Regions from separate parts of the Homo sapiens genome. Here region 1 is linked to region 2. The links are chromatin contacts, found by Hi-C or POLR2A ChIA-PET in ENCODE. All regions are on one chromosome and are shown on one strand. Each heading gives the region's core, a stretch centred on a gene start or an enhancer-like site at or near the end of the contact. The rest is flanking DNA. Distances are from core to core; before and after follow the strand shown. Region 1 has its middle 42 kb from the start of DARS1. Region 2 has its middle 120 kb from the start of CXCR4.

The links. Hi-C counts contacts between places; a loop is a spot of excess contacts on that map. ChIA-PET counts read pairs that join two places held with the same protein, here RNA polymerase II (POLR2A). Pooled maps may share reads with other maps.
Region 1: a pooled map shows a loop between it and region 2 (2.1-fold over the local background). The contact joins two enhancer-like sites. A Hi-C loop is called at or near these places in 2 of 168 maps with a recorded cell type or tissue (endothelial cell of umbilical vein and gastrocnemius medialis) and 3 of 50 pooled maps. POLR2A ChIA-PET finds 5 or more read pairs at or near these places in 1 of 52 experiments (GM12878).

What each region holds. Positions count from the first base shown.
Region 1 is chr2:136,024,426-136,031,630 of GRCh38, forward strand. No RefSeq gene overlaps it. Among named protein-coding and RNA genes, the nearest start is that of DARS1, 42 kb to the left of the region's middle. Within about 2 kb of position 1,251, at least 3 of the 41 ENCODE cell types and tissues checked have a DNase peak (open chromatin) inside an H3K27ac peak, as active enhancers do.
Region 2 is chr2:136,233,672-136,240,300 of GRCh38, forward strand. No RefSeq gene overlaps it. Among named protein-coding and RNA genes, the nearest start is that of CXCR4, 120 kb to the left of the region's middle. RefSeq lists enhancers at 2,069-3,268, 2,365-2,865, 5,498-5,567. Within about 2 kb of position 4,725, at least 17 of the 41 ENCODE cell types and tissues checked have a DNase peak (open chromatin) inside an H3K27ac peak, as active enhancers do.

The DNA of each region.
Region 1 (7,205 bases), core at 1-2,500, 210 kb before region 2:
CCAGCTGAGGAGGCATTTCACAATGGTAATAGTATTTATTTATTTTTTTAGAGAAGGTCTTATTCTGTCACCTAGGCTAGAGTGCATGATCACGGCTCACTGCAGAGATCAAGGCTCACTGCAGCCTCAAACTCCTGGGCTCAAGCCATCCTCCCGCCTCAGCCTCTATAGTGGCTGGGACTACAGGCTCAGGCCACCATAACTGGCTAATTTTATTTTTATTTTTTGTAGACACAGGGGTCTCACTTTGTTGCCCAGGCTGGTCTCGAACTCCTAGACTCAAGCAATCTTCCCACCTGGGCCTCTCAAAGTGCTGGGATTACAGGCATGAGCCACCATGTAAAGCCTGGTATTGGTATTTAAAAAGCCAGATAGCATATTGTTATCGTCACGCATTCCTCCCTCATTAAGTAAGGATTTCTATCAAATAGCTGATGTAAGAACACTCTTTGTCCATGTTACACTGTTGAAGAAAAATAAACTCATACCTTGGGATGTTTTTCCTTTGAGAGGAGACCCCTTCCAGCTTTTACATTAGGAGAAATTGCTTCTTAGTGTGATTTGAAATCTCTTTTCCCACTTCACCACTGAATTTCCCGGAATCCAAACATGATGCTGAACACAAGGATATGGGGTAGAGGGTGGTGAGTTACATGTAACTCTCTTCAGCGTTTGGGGAATCCCAAAGACTTTGTGCTGCCTCCGCCCTCTGAGTTTTGGGAGTTTGGCAGACACCTTAGAAAACCTCCCTTCAGCCCTCAGGTTTGAGTTCCCTAGCAACGGCAGCCTTAGAAACTTGAGAGAGAGGGATGGGTGTTGGGGGGATGGTTGAGAAAGAGATAAGAAGAGATGACTGAATAGGCCTGGGATTTTACGCGCAGTGCTTAATTGAGAGTGAGGGGAGCGGGTGGGAAGGACTGCTCAAGCCCGCCGCCAGTGATCTCATACCAACCAAAAGGCAAGCGAGGGCCTGGCTGCCAGCTGAAAGGAACAAAGGCGGTAGGTGGGTGGAAGTGGCGGAGGGAGGCAGACAACTCGTAAAGGCTGGCGAGGCCCAGAGTTCTGGCCCTGGGAGGAAACGCATCCCAGCCTACAAAGGCTCCGGCCCGAAGAATGGCCTGGCGTGTAATTCAATGCAGGCCCAGTGACCACACTGGAGTTGTAGCCTTTTGTATTAGCGACAACAATGGAGGGGGAGAAATCAGGCCACAGGCTCGCGGTGCAGACTGGCTGGTGCGGATGTCTTGGCCCTGGCGGCAACGTGAGCTGCCTGTCAGGCCGTTGCCCGGCAACTGGACGCCGCCCGATCGCGCCTGCAGAGCGCACTGAAAGCCGCCGCAGCCGGGTTGAAAGGCATAGCCGCGTGGTTCACAGGCCGGTCCCGGGGAACAGGAAACAAAGGACAGGGAGCTGAGGCAGGGATTGCGTGGGATCAGGAGAAGGCCTCACACCGTGCGAGGGGGGACATTGGGAACCCCCTTTTCTCAAGGCCCTGAATTGGTGCTCTATCTTAGCCCAGCGCGTGAACTGCTTGAACAAATACAGCTCTTCCTCCATCTTCAAGTTCGCACAGCATTCCTAGCCCAGATGTTGTATTCCATTGTCTGCCTATTGTGTGAAAGACATAAATAACCCCAGACAAACAACAAAAACAAACCTTGTTTAAGTGTCCAGCTGAAATTCATTTGTGAGTCAGGAAAATTTTCCAAAGTAGAACCTACCATGCACCTGGTGGATAAATAGATGGAGGCTCACCATACGAAAATACATTTGTTAAATGTAGTGTGGTTCCTGGATTGCATCGTGAAATTGGAAACATTGGTGCTATAAAGCCTGTCCTTTGGTTAATAGTAATGTAACAACATTAATTTCTTAGTTTAGACCCCGAGTCAGCAAGCTTTTTCTGTAAAGGAGCAGAGGAGATACTCTGGGGCTTGTGGTCCAGATGGTCTGTGTGCCACTACTCAACTCGGTCACTGTAGAGCTAAAGCAACCAGACAAATATATAAAGGAATGAGCATGGCTCTATTTTAGTAAAAGTTTATTTTTAAATTTATCATTATTATTTTTTTGAGACAGAGTCTTGCTCTGTTGCCCAGCCTGTTGCCCAGGCTGGAGTGCAATGGCAGAGCTCACTGCAGTCTTGAACTCCTGGGTGCCAGCAATCCTCCTGCCTCAGCCTCCAAAATAGGTAGGACTACAGGCACACTTCACTGCCTGGCTAATTAAAAAAATTTTTTTTTTGGTAAAGATAGAGTCTCACTATGTTGCCCAGGCTGGTCTCAAACTCCTGGCCTCAAGTGATCCTCCTGCCTCAGCCTCCCAAAGTGATGGGATTACAGGTGTGAACCAACTTGTTTGGCTAAAATTTTATTTATGAGCACTGAAATTTCAGTTTCATATAAATTTTACATGCCATGAAGTATTAGTCTTCTTTTGATTGTTTAACCATTAAACATTTAATACTCTTTGCTCTCAGGCCCTACAAAAACAGACAGTGGGCTGGATTTGGCCTACAGGCTGCTACAGTTTGTTATTCCCTGGTTTGAACAAATGAACCAAAGTTATGTTAAATGTTAACATTAGGAGAAATTGATGAAGGGTATACAAAAACTCTCTGTACTCTCCTTGCAACTTCCTGTTCATCTAAGGTTATTCCAAAATAAAAAGCTGGTTTTAAAAAAGTATTTAATTGGAAAGCTTTTTAGATGGAATGTTTAGAAAGAGATTTGTTGTTGGGGGAGTAAATCAGGATTTGGGGTGTGTGTGTGTGTGTGTGTGTGTTTTGGAGACATGAAGGAATGTTTTTCTTGTTATTTGTTGACATATGGTACTAAGACCTCCCAAAATGAAACTCCTTGCTACACCACTGTATTGGTAATCAAGCCATTAACATCAAACAGCCTGAAAACAAAATAGCATTCCAATTACACAGAACTCTTTGACCCTGAGGGTTAGGCGAACAGTTTCAGCTCACAATGAACCAGGATGGGAACACTGGAACAAAGAATTAAACTTTTTGCTCCAATAGGAAACTAGAAAATTGTCGGCCAGCTTATTTTTAACTGCACGTGCGCGCGCGCACACACACACACACACAGACACACACAAACACACACAAACACACACACACACACACACACACTTCCGGCTAACATCTATGCCAAACAGCATACACAAGACTTTGATTTACAAACCAGGATCTATATTCTTTTCCAGATTTTACTAGTTGTGTGAATACAAACTTTCCTTTATGTTTGTCCAAAAATAGTATGATATGAGACCTACTCCTTGCTTTCCTTCAAATTGAGCTCTTAAACATTATATCTTAGGCTGGGCACTACCAGTTATTAAGAACGGATGATGATTAAGATCTAGAGACCTGCTATACAATTTAGTAACTATAGCTAACAACACTATATTGTGCACTTTAAAATATGTTAATAGGACAGATCTCATTGCAAGTGTTCTTACAAAATAATAATAATAACAAATAAACACAAGGAAATTTTTGGAGATGATGGAAATATTACATGCTTTGGTTTTGATGATAATATCATGGGTATACGCATATGTCCAAACTCATCAAGATGTATACATTCAATGTGTGCACACTTCGGTGTATCAATTATACTTCAATAAAGCTAAAACAAAAAAAGGATGCTGAGACAGTACACGGGGGCGCTTAAAGCGCTCCTACTTCCCGACTGCAGTACTAGGAGGGTGTGGGCTACGGTAGAAAGATGGTATAAAATCTCACGGGTAGCTAACTGTTGTAACCGTGGGCATGGTGGGCCGAGGGAAGCTCAGTAGTGGGTTGATGCTGAAAGTGAAGGAGGGACTGGTGCAGTGTTCCTTGACAAAATGTGAAGCAAATGGAAATTTGATTTTAGGAATTTTCCATCACCCCTGCTTTCTAGTTTCCTTCCTATTCTCACACTCTCAGCAACTCCACATTTAAGACTTTGACATCTCAATCAACATTTTTTTTTTTTTTTGGAGACAAGGTCTCAGTCTGTCGCCTGGGCTGGAGTGCAGTGGTGCAATCATGGCTTACTTCAGTCTTGACCTCCTGGGGTCAAGCAGTCCTCCCACCCCAGCCTCCCAAGTAGCTGGGACCACAGGCGCATGCCACTACACCTGGCTAATTTTTTTTTCAGACAGAGTCTCACTGTGTCACCAGGCTGGAGTGCAGTGGCGCCATCTTGGCTCACCGCAACTTTCACCTCCCGGGTTTAAGCGATTCTCCTGCCTCAGCTTCCTGAGTAGCTGGGATTACAGGTGTGCACCACCATACCCAGCTGATTTTTGTATTTTTAGTAGAGACGGGGTTTCACCATGTTGATCAGGATGGTCTTGATCTCTTGACCTCGTGATCCACCCGCCTCAGCCTCCCAAAGTGCTGGGATTACAGGTGTGAGCCACTGAGCCCAACCCACCTGGCTAATTTTTAAAAAATATTTAATAGAGAAGAGGGGAGTCTCACTATGTTGCTCAGATTGGTCTTAAACTCCTGAGCTTAAGCAATCTTCCCACCTCAGCCTCCCAAAGTGCTGGGATTACAGGCGTGGGCCACCATGCCTGGCCTTAATTGGCCTTTTCAGTTGGAGATGTTTCAGGACTCATTCCTTCAACAGTTATTATCAAGCATGGACTTTCCTTGTGTCAGGTCCTGGGTCAGCACCAGGGATATGAAGATAAATTAAACATGGCTTGTAGCCTTGAGGGTCAAGGGGCTTGGAGTGTAGACAAGGTCAGGTTCTTCAGTGTGGTTGACGAACACCAGCACCAGAATCACCAGGGATCACAGAAAGACAAATAGTGCATGATGGCACTTACATGTGAAATCTAAAAAGTTGAACTGAGAGAAACGGAGAAATAGCGGTTGCCAGGGGGTGGGGGAAATGGGAAGATGTTGGTCAAAAGGCACGAGCTTTCAGTTATAAGATGAATAAGTTCTGAAGACCTAATGTACAGCATGGTAACTCTAGTTAATAATCATGTATTAGATACTGGAAGTTTGCTAAGGGAGTAGACCTCAAGTGTTCTCACCATACACACAAAAGTAGCTTGATTGTGGAAATCGTTATAAAGGTATGCTTATGTCAAAACACTACCTCGAATGCCTTAAATATATGCATTTTTAAAATGTGTTATTATACTTCAATAAAGATTAACAAATCATTTTAAAAAAAGGAATCGCTGGGGAATGTTTTATTTACAAATGTTGCCTGCTGGGCCCACCCCACAATTGCTAAATCAAAATCTGCACAGGGCAAGGGAATCTGTATTTTAACAACTCCCTCAAGTGAATATTTTGCTCACTAAACAATTGAGATCCACTGGAATTTGTGAATGGATGTGAAATATCTTAGGTATAATGATGATGTTATGAACTGATTATTACAGAAGCATAGAAGGGGGTGGTGGGGTAGGATCAAAAGGGAAGTTACCTAAAAATGATACCTGGGGCCGGGCGCGGTGGCTCACACCTGTAATCCCAACACTTTGGGAGGCTGAGGTGGGCGGATCACGAGGTCAGGAGATCAGGACCATACTGGCTAACACGGTGAAACCTCGTTTCTACTAAAAATACGAAAAAATTAGCCAGGAGTGGTGGCGGGCGCCTGTAGTCCCAGCTACTCAGGATGCTGAGGCAGGAGAATGACGTGAGCCCGGGAGGCAGAGCTTGCAGTGAGCCGAAATCGCGCCACTGCACTCCAGCCTGGGTGACCGAGCGAGACTCGTCTCAAAAAAAAAAAAAAGAAGAATCAAAATGACACCTAAGCCTATTTTAATGAAAGAGAAGACAAGGGTGGGGATGAGGGTGAGGGACAGAGTGATAAAGGGAATGGGGGCAGGACACAGAATCCCGAAGTGTCTTTCTGTAGCTGGAGTGTAAGGAGAAACCCACATTTCCTTCTGTAGCTGGAGCGTAAGGAGAAAGGAGGAATGAATCACTGATGGTGACTTTCAAGCACTGTGATAGACAGTGGAAAACTCATTCTGAGCAAGGGATATTTCTTTCTGTCGCTCTTGCCTCATTATAAGTTCAAGTTCTCTCTCCGATAAGGGGCTCTGGTTTTTGGCAAGGACTTGGCCTTTTCCTTCACATCATAGTTTCTATAATCCATGCACATGGAATAAAAATGTGCTCCATGTCAAAAGATGATACCAGATAAGGGCTTATCAGGTCATGCAGACCACTCTGCTTTTCAGACTCAAACATCTCAGGAAATAGAGATATCTGCTTTTATCGGAGTAGGGCTGTAAACTCTGTGATGTGCAATCAAGGGAGGATGTATATTATCCTTTGGCACTTTTAAAAGAAGGCAGGCAATGCCTAGATTTTGGGGCATGGTTCTGAGGTAGTTCTGGTAAAAGAATGTGGCCCTCTCTGTCCCCCAACCTCTATTTATGCTTTGCCCTGTCATTGCATCCTCATGGGCATTTTTGTCTTCTTCCAATGTTTCTTTTCCTGGACTTCAACAGGTGGCCTTGGCATTGCAAGCCTTTGATTCTTCTGAAAACAGATGATTACGTGGTGTGGTCAGCCTTATCTTCTTTCCCATGGTTTTATGTTTCCTTCCAGGTTGATCTGGTTTCTTTGACTACCCTATTTTAGGAAGGAGACATTTTGCTTGGTAAAGCACATGAATTGATGTAGCCAGGACAGCTAATCTAGACAAAACACACACACACACACACACACACACACACAGACACACACAGACACACACACAGAGAGAGAGAGAGAGAGAGAGAGAGAGAGAGAGAGACAGGCCTCCCAACAGCTGCAGAGACTATTATCTATGTTGTTTTTCATCACTGGCTAGAGAAGAAGCTCAATTCATCATCAAAATAGTTGAAGTCACTTGAAAAGTTAGCATTTACCATTTGGCTCCTAGAAGAGAGAAACATTTGTTTTGTGCTAAAAGTGACTCTTTGTGTCTTTCAGTAGGAAGCCATGGCTTTAGGTGAAAGCAGAATGGTGACCACTTATATAAAGGTAGACAGTAGGGTGTTGATGGGTGGAGAAATACCAGAGTGAATAAATATACTCTTATTTCATTCCTACACATCCACCTACATAATCATTTCCACGGAGCAGTGGTACAAAAAATTAAAATAAAAAACTCCAGCTCAGCATATCTCAACCTTGCCACTATTGACACGTCAGGCAAAATAATTCTTTGCTGTGGGGG
Region 2 (6,629 bases), core at 3,475-5,974:
CTCAGTCTTCATATTGTATGATCTTTTACTGTTGTCTTGTAAGCTTCACTCCTAGGCTGCAAGAGGCTTGAGGGCTGGGATGGGTCTTCACATTTAAAAAATCTCCATGGTTTAGCACAGTGCCAGGCAGATATAAAAAAACAAACTGAAGGAAATACACCAAAAAGATGAGATAATAGATGACAATAAAAATGTATTCTTCATACTTTTTCATATTTTCCGTTATTATTATTATTATTATTATTTGAGACAGAGTCTCACTCTTGTCACTGAGGCTAGAGTGCAGTGGCACAATCTTGGCTCACTGCAACCCCTGCCTCCCAGGTTCGAGCAATTCTCCCGCCTCAGCCTCCCGAGTAGCTGGGATTACAGGCACCCACTATCATGCCCAGCTAATTTTTGTATTTTTGTAGAGATGAGGTGTCACCATGTTGGCCAGGCTGGTCCTGAACTCCTGACCTCAGGTGATCCACCCGCCTTGGCCTCCCAAAGTGCTGGGATTACAGGTGTGAGCCACTGCACTTGGCCCATTATTTTATTTTATTTTTAATCATAAATAGTATTACTTAGAGAATGATAAAAACAAAAACAGTAAGTGGTATTTTTTTCGAACACTCAGGATCGGAGAGGATCTGAGAAGCATGCTGTACATGTTTCCACCCCAAGGCCAATGTAGCATCCTTGCCTTAGCTTCCAATGTGCAAGAACAGCTGGCTATTCCTAGGGCTTTCCCACAAGCCCCAGACACACTGTTGTGAGGGGCGGCCACGTGGGTGTCACAGCTGGGAACTGGTTCTACTGTGGCCTGTCCCTTTTCAGGGATTGATTTGGGCTGTGTTACGGTAATCAAGCACAAACCAACAGTTATGTGGGATGTCTTATATATACCAAATACCCCTGCAGCTGGAACGCACTCAATTATCTTGACTGCCTTGGGGCTGAGCTGAGTGATGCAGCCAGGCCCTGTGCTAGGTGCGAAAGTGACTCAAAGGAGCCAGGCTGTGTGTTTCATGCTGTTTAGCAGTTTGCAAGCTAGTTGGGCTAATAATATGTGTGCATTCAAAGCTAACCAATATCAGAAGGCAGTATTTAAGCTTCAAATGAGTTTCTAGGAGGTAGAGAGGGTAGGAGGGCTGTGTAAGAAGGTGGTGTTTTGAGATGGGACTTGACCCAGGGTCTCCAATGGTGGCGAAGAGGAGGCAGGCCTTCCAGGGAAGGAAACAGCTTGCAGAAAAGCCTAGCAGTGGGAGTAAGTTTGGCTTGTGTATTTCATTTAGGGGTGGTGGGGAACTGAGTGATGGATGGGGACAGAGAAGAAAATGTGCAGCCGCGAATGGGAAAGTGATGGAGACGTGGGTATAGGCCAGGTCTGGGAAGGTTGTGAGAGCAGGACAAAGGTGGAGCCATGAACTGGAAGGTGGTATGGGCCCTTGTGTGGCTCTCAGGGGAGGAGGTGCTCTAATGTAACCACTCTGGGCCACAGATTCTTCCCATATGTGGAAATGTGGTATGAACCCTGTTAAGAACATGGGCCATGGGTGAGATGCTTGTGTTTGATTCCTGGCTCCACATCGTATCACCTGTTTGAGACTCAATTTCCTTATCTGCAAAATGGTGATAATGAAGCCCCTTCTCATAAAATTGTTCTGAGGATAAAGGAGATAATCCATATAAAGTGTTTAGCATAATGTCTGGCACATTGCATGTGTCTAATAAATCGCTGTTTTATGCAAATGAATATTAGTACTTATTTCATCAGTATGGTAAAAATGGTAGTAAATCTAGAAAAACCAAATATCAAAATAACTGGAAATTATTCTATTAAGAGAATGAACTTGAGAATGCTTCAGGGAGATCTTTGTTGGAAAGTCCCACTCCAATTCTACAATTTGGCTCCATTTACTGTGGCTTAGCTTTTGTGAAATATTTATGTTGGCAGGTTACTCAACTATAATTTTTGTTCGTTATCCCTCTAAGCTTGGTGAGGAAGATTAGTCTGTTTATCTTATATTGCAGAAGACACATGTAGATATAAATGCACTGCCATTTAGTTACAACATCTCTTCCATTAGCATTTACCGTGGTTGTCAGCCAAACTTCTATGGGGTGGAGGGGAAGAGAAGGGGACAAAGGGGTCCGTGAGTGACGGTGGTTGGGCAATTTTATACTGTGAAGAAGAAGGTGGTGGAAAATTTGGAGGCACCAGGGTGGTTTCTGCTTTGCCAGACTTAAGACTCAGCCTTGGAAGTCCTTGCAGAAGATTAGGAATGACCAAAATTGCTAAAACAAGACTGGCAAAGCAAACCAAATACCTCATACTCTTTAAAATATTAGTCATTCCTTCGGATGCTATAGTTTAAATTCTCCCTAATTAAAATTAACAACCTTTGGGGGACATTTGAGTGCCATTATCAGTGGACTTCTTAGTGGAGAATTATTTTCCAAGCCAAAGGACAACACCCCCAAACTTGGCTGCTACTTGACATTCCTGTGTGCCGGACTTACGTGAGTCTTTTTAACTAATGACAATGGTGAGCTGAGAAGGTCCTCCAGGGGATATGACTCACAGTGACTCAGGTGCACCAGAGCCTTGATCTAGCCCTATTGTTTTTCGTCAATAGGCCTTTGCCATGATCCAGCTGGAATATCAGTGGAATTGAGCTGGTCATGATAGAAAGAGAGGCCATTCAATGCCAATGCTCTTGTGAGATGCCTGGTAGTGCCGGTTACCTCTGCAGTGGCTGGCCCTGGTCTATGTGTGCTGTCTAACCACATAGATGATGGTGGCAGTGCCTAATGGTCCAGGCAGATGGGGGCCTGAATGAGCAGAGGGAAGGCATCAAACACATCTCAGGGCACAGCCTTGACAACATCAGATGCCTCCTAGGTTCTTCTCATACATAATAATGAAACTTTTCCACAGCCCTGCAAAGCACTGGTTGCTGTTTCACATGGGACAAATGCCTGTGTTGACCCTCAATTCCAGCCCACGGAGCTGACCTCCTGTGTCTTCTTCACTACCCCTCTATAGGGCTTTTTACTCCCATTTGAGAAAAGAATGATGCCTCCATTTAGAAGGAAACATACTGCACCCCAGGCTGGGCCTTTTGTATTTGGCTCAAGAGCTGTGCAGTGTTTGTTTTTTCCCTGCCACACATCCATTTCCCCTTCCTTTAGAAGCAGCATTCTAGTTTTCCTTGGGGTCAGCATCCCTTCCTCAGCCTTAGCCAATGTGTGGGCCAGATAGAGCTGACCCCACCCTCTGGAGTACTGGCATATGTGTGTGACCTAGGTCCGGCCAGTTGGCATCATAGTGCTTGTTTCAGAGATGGACACATATAAGTCAAGCTGGACCGATGGGTATTAGCTCTGGGGTTTTTTATGTAACTATTGACAAAGAGGTGCTTGCTTTCCTCTGGGGCTGCTAACTTGGTAGGGTATAAAGTTGGAGCTGCTGGTAGATTATCTACATGAATAAATAAGAAGAGCTTGCCCAGAGAATAAAGTAAAACCAAGAGGCAGAGGGAGAGAGACATGTTCCTGAAGACAGTGTTTGAGCACCTGGGTACCTGAATGTGGATCGTTTAAAAAATTACACAAGCCAAATTAATAAGCTTTTTTGTCTGAACCATTTTGAGCTGGTGTTTTTGTCACTTACAGCCTAAATAATTTTGGATAATAAAAAGTTCATCAAAAAGGTGTACAATTAAATTTAGGAACTTTGAGGTTGCAGTGCTGTGATCCCACCACTGCACTCCAGCCTGGGTGACAGAGCAAGACACAGTCTCAAAAAAATTTTTTTAAAGGAACTTGTATTTTCCTGAGGACTGTGCCTTCACATATTGTCTGTGGTACTAGCAGTCTACCACCTACCCAGGGACCACAGAAATCTTGGGTGGCAGAAACGGGCAGTACTTTTACATCTCCGATACCTGTGGCTTTTGGCCACCTCGATTTTAGAGAAGAGAGTCATAGGTAATGTTTAGTTGAAGAACTTTCCTCAACCAATATTTTCCAGATAACTTATATTTTTCTTACTTGTTTTCTGTAATATTGAAAAAGTGTCCAGGCAAATACTGACCCTCTGGGCTATATAGAAAAGGTATAGAAATCATTCACTGGAATGTAAAGTTGAGTGTATTCTGAGCTTTAATGGATCTGAAACATTTCAGGAGAATATCACGAAGTTCTGGAATCATCATTTCAGCATAGGACCTTAGAGTCCTGTTCTGGTTGAACCTCTTTATCCCAGAGGAGAAAAGATTCAGAGAGACAAAGAAGTTTCGCTTAAGGCTCATGGTGAATATAGTTGCAGACAATCAGTACAAATGAAGAGGAGAGAGGGTCCTGCTGAATACCTCATAAAGACCAGAAACTAGACCCTTTGCTTACTGTATTATAACTCTTTGAACAGATTCCCAGCTGAAACCATCAGAAGAGATGATTGGACTCACTGCTGAAACATCCAGCAGTGTGGCCTAGCTTCAGGTAAAGATGGATCCAGGAGTTTGGAATCAAATCCTAAAGACAAAGTCTCTTTTTTTTCTCTGTGTTAATTGTGCTGCTTTCCTTTGTGTTGGTTTTAATTCCCCAGCAGGTTCTGTCCACATGGTAGCTTCTGGCAGCTGTTAAGATTTTGTGCTACCAGATTAGTAATTCCAGTTGATGAACAGCTTATATTTCCCAATAGTTCCAGCAGAATCTCAGGAGTCATGTTTGTGGGCTCCAAAAGGGTAACTCCTGAATCAGTCAGTATGACCAGGGGTTTGCTGTCAGCATCATGGGCCAACTCAAATCAGCTGAGTGGAGACTGAGAGTAGGGGAGGGGTGGGCAAGGTGAACATGCTGTTACCTGGAGGAGGAATCATTGCCAGAAACACTAGAGGGCCACTACTCTTACGATGGGCAAGGAGGAGGTGGGGTGGGGGAGGGCCAGAGATTTTCTTTCAGGAGCTAAATCCCAGGGCTTAGTAATGGTATTTGGCCTTAAGCCTGCAAATGGCACTTTCATCCAGCAATATAAGCCCTGAAGTTTTTCTCAGCTGCAGAGAAGAGGTTTCCAGGAGGGTGTCAGTTTGGCCCTTGCTGGTGGCCTGGCCTCTGCTAAACATCTCGGCCGTGCTCCTCCATTTTCTGGCCGTGATAAGGCACCCCGCCAAGCATATCTCAGACAAATATCTGTATTGTTTGTGGTGTGATTGTGACTTCCTGTCTTCCAATTTAGTTTTCTGCCTTACTTTTCACTGTCTGGGTCATTTGATACTACATCTGGCACTTCCTGTTTTTTAAGACTCTGACTCTAGTCATCTGACTGTAGAAAACAGAGGTCAACTTCTTCATAAGTGATGCCAGCTTTAGTCACTTGTTTTGGTATACTAGTTGAGATTTGCGTAAGGAAAATTGTCAGGTGTCTGCTGGTTTTCTTAGCCTCAGACACTTCCCTATTTATAAGTTTTTGTTTTTCAGACATTGGGACTTTCTCCCCCTTGTGTGGATGTGGTGGGAGTGGGTGATCTCTGCCCTGTCCCTACAAATAATTCAACGGTGGTTCTCTCTCTCTTAAGGAGAACTACCAGTCCCGTAGATGCAGCTCTAGAATGAGGGTGCTTTGGGCATAACAGGCTCAGCCATCCTTCTGGTGTCTCGCCCTGTCTCCTTTCCCATCCTTGGGTTCACTTCTCTCCCTTTTTCTCTTCACTTCAAAAGTGGTTAGCTCCAGTTAAATACCTGGAGTTGGGACAGCAGAAAAGCTGCTAAATGCAGATTTGCTTTTTCTCACTAAAGAAAGAGGAACATTTTAGTCACTAATTTTCACTTCATTTAACCTTTCTTTCCACAGAATGGCCTGACTTTTGCTGGAAGGGGACAAAGCCCTAAGACATTTATATCCATGAGTAGAACATTTATGATATCACTTACACAGCTTCCTGGCCTGAGCTTTTCCAGACTTAGCTTATATTTTAGTCAAAGTAGAGGGATGGATTTAAGGAATTGTCTAAGATAAGTGAGAAGAGAGGACATTTGTCCTACCTAAAGGCAATGGCAGCTTGTGGGTGTGGCGGGGGGAATCTATAAAAAACATCGAAACAGGCTGGGCATGGTAGCTCACGCCTGTAATCTGAGCACTTTGGGAGGCCAAGGTGGGCGGATCACCTGAGGTCAGGATTTTAAGACCAGCTTGGCCAACATGGTGAAACCCCATCTCTACTATACAAAAATTGGCCAGGCATGGTGGTGGGTGCCTGTAATCCCAGCTACTCGGGAGGCTGAGACAGGAGAATGGCGTGAACCCCGGAGGCAGAGGTTGCAGTGAGCTGAGATCGCTCCACTGCACTCCAGCCTGGGCGACAGAGCGAGACTCTGTCTCAAAAAAAAAAAAAAAGAAACAAACACTTGAGGCTTGACATTCTGCTCCTTCTCCATGTGAGGTCTTCACTGAGCAAAAGCAATGGTTAGCTGTGGCAGCTGTGAAGAATCAGAGCATGGCTGTGGGTATGTTCCACCAGCATCTCCAAGGCTGTAGCTGGACTTCACAAAGGCTCAGTTTCCAGATGAGCTGCCTCTGACTGCCCTACTTCCCAGGGGCATGGGAGGTGAAGGCCAAATCTCCTCTCCTCTTCTCTCCTACT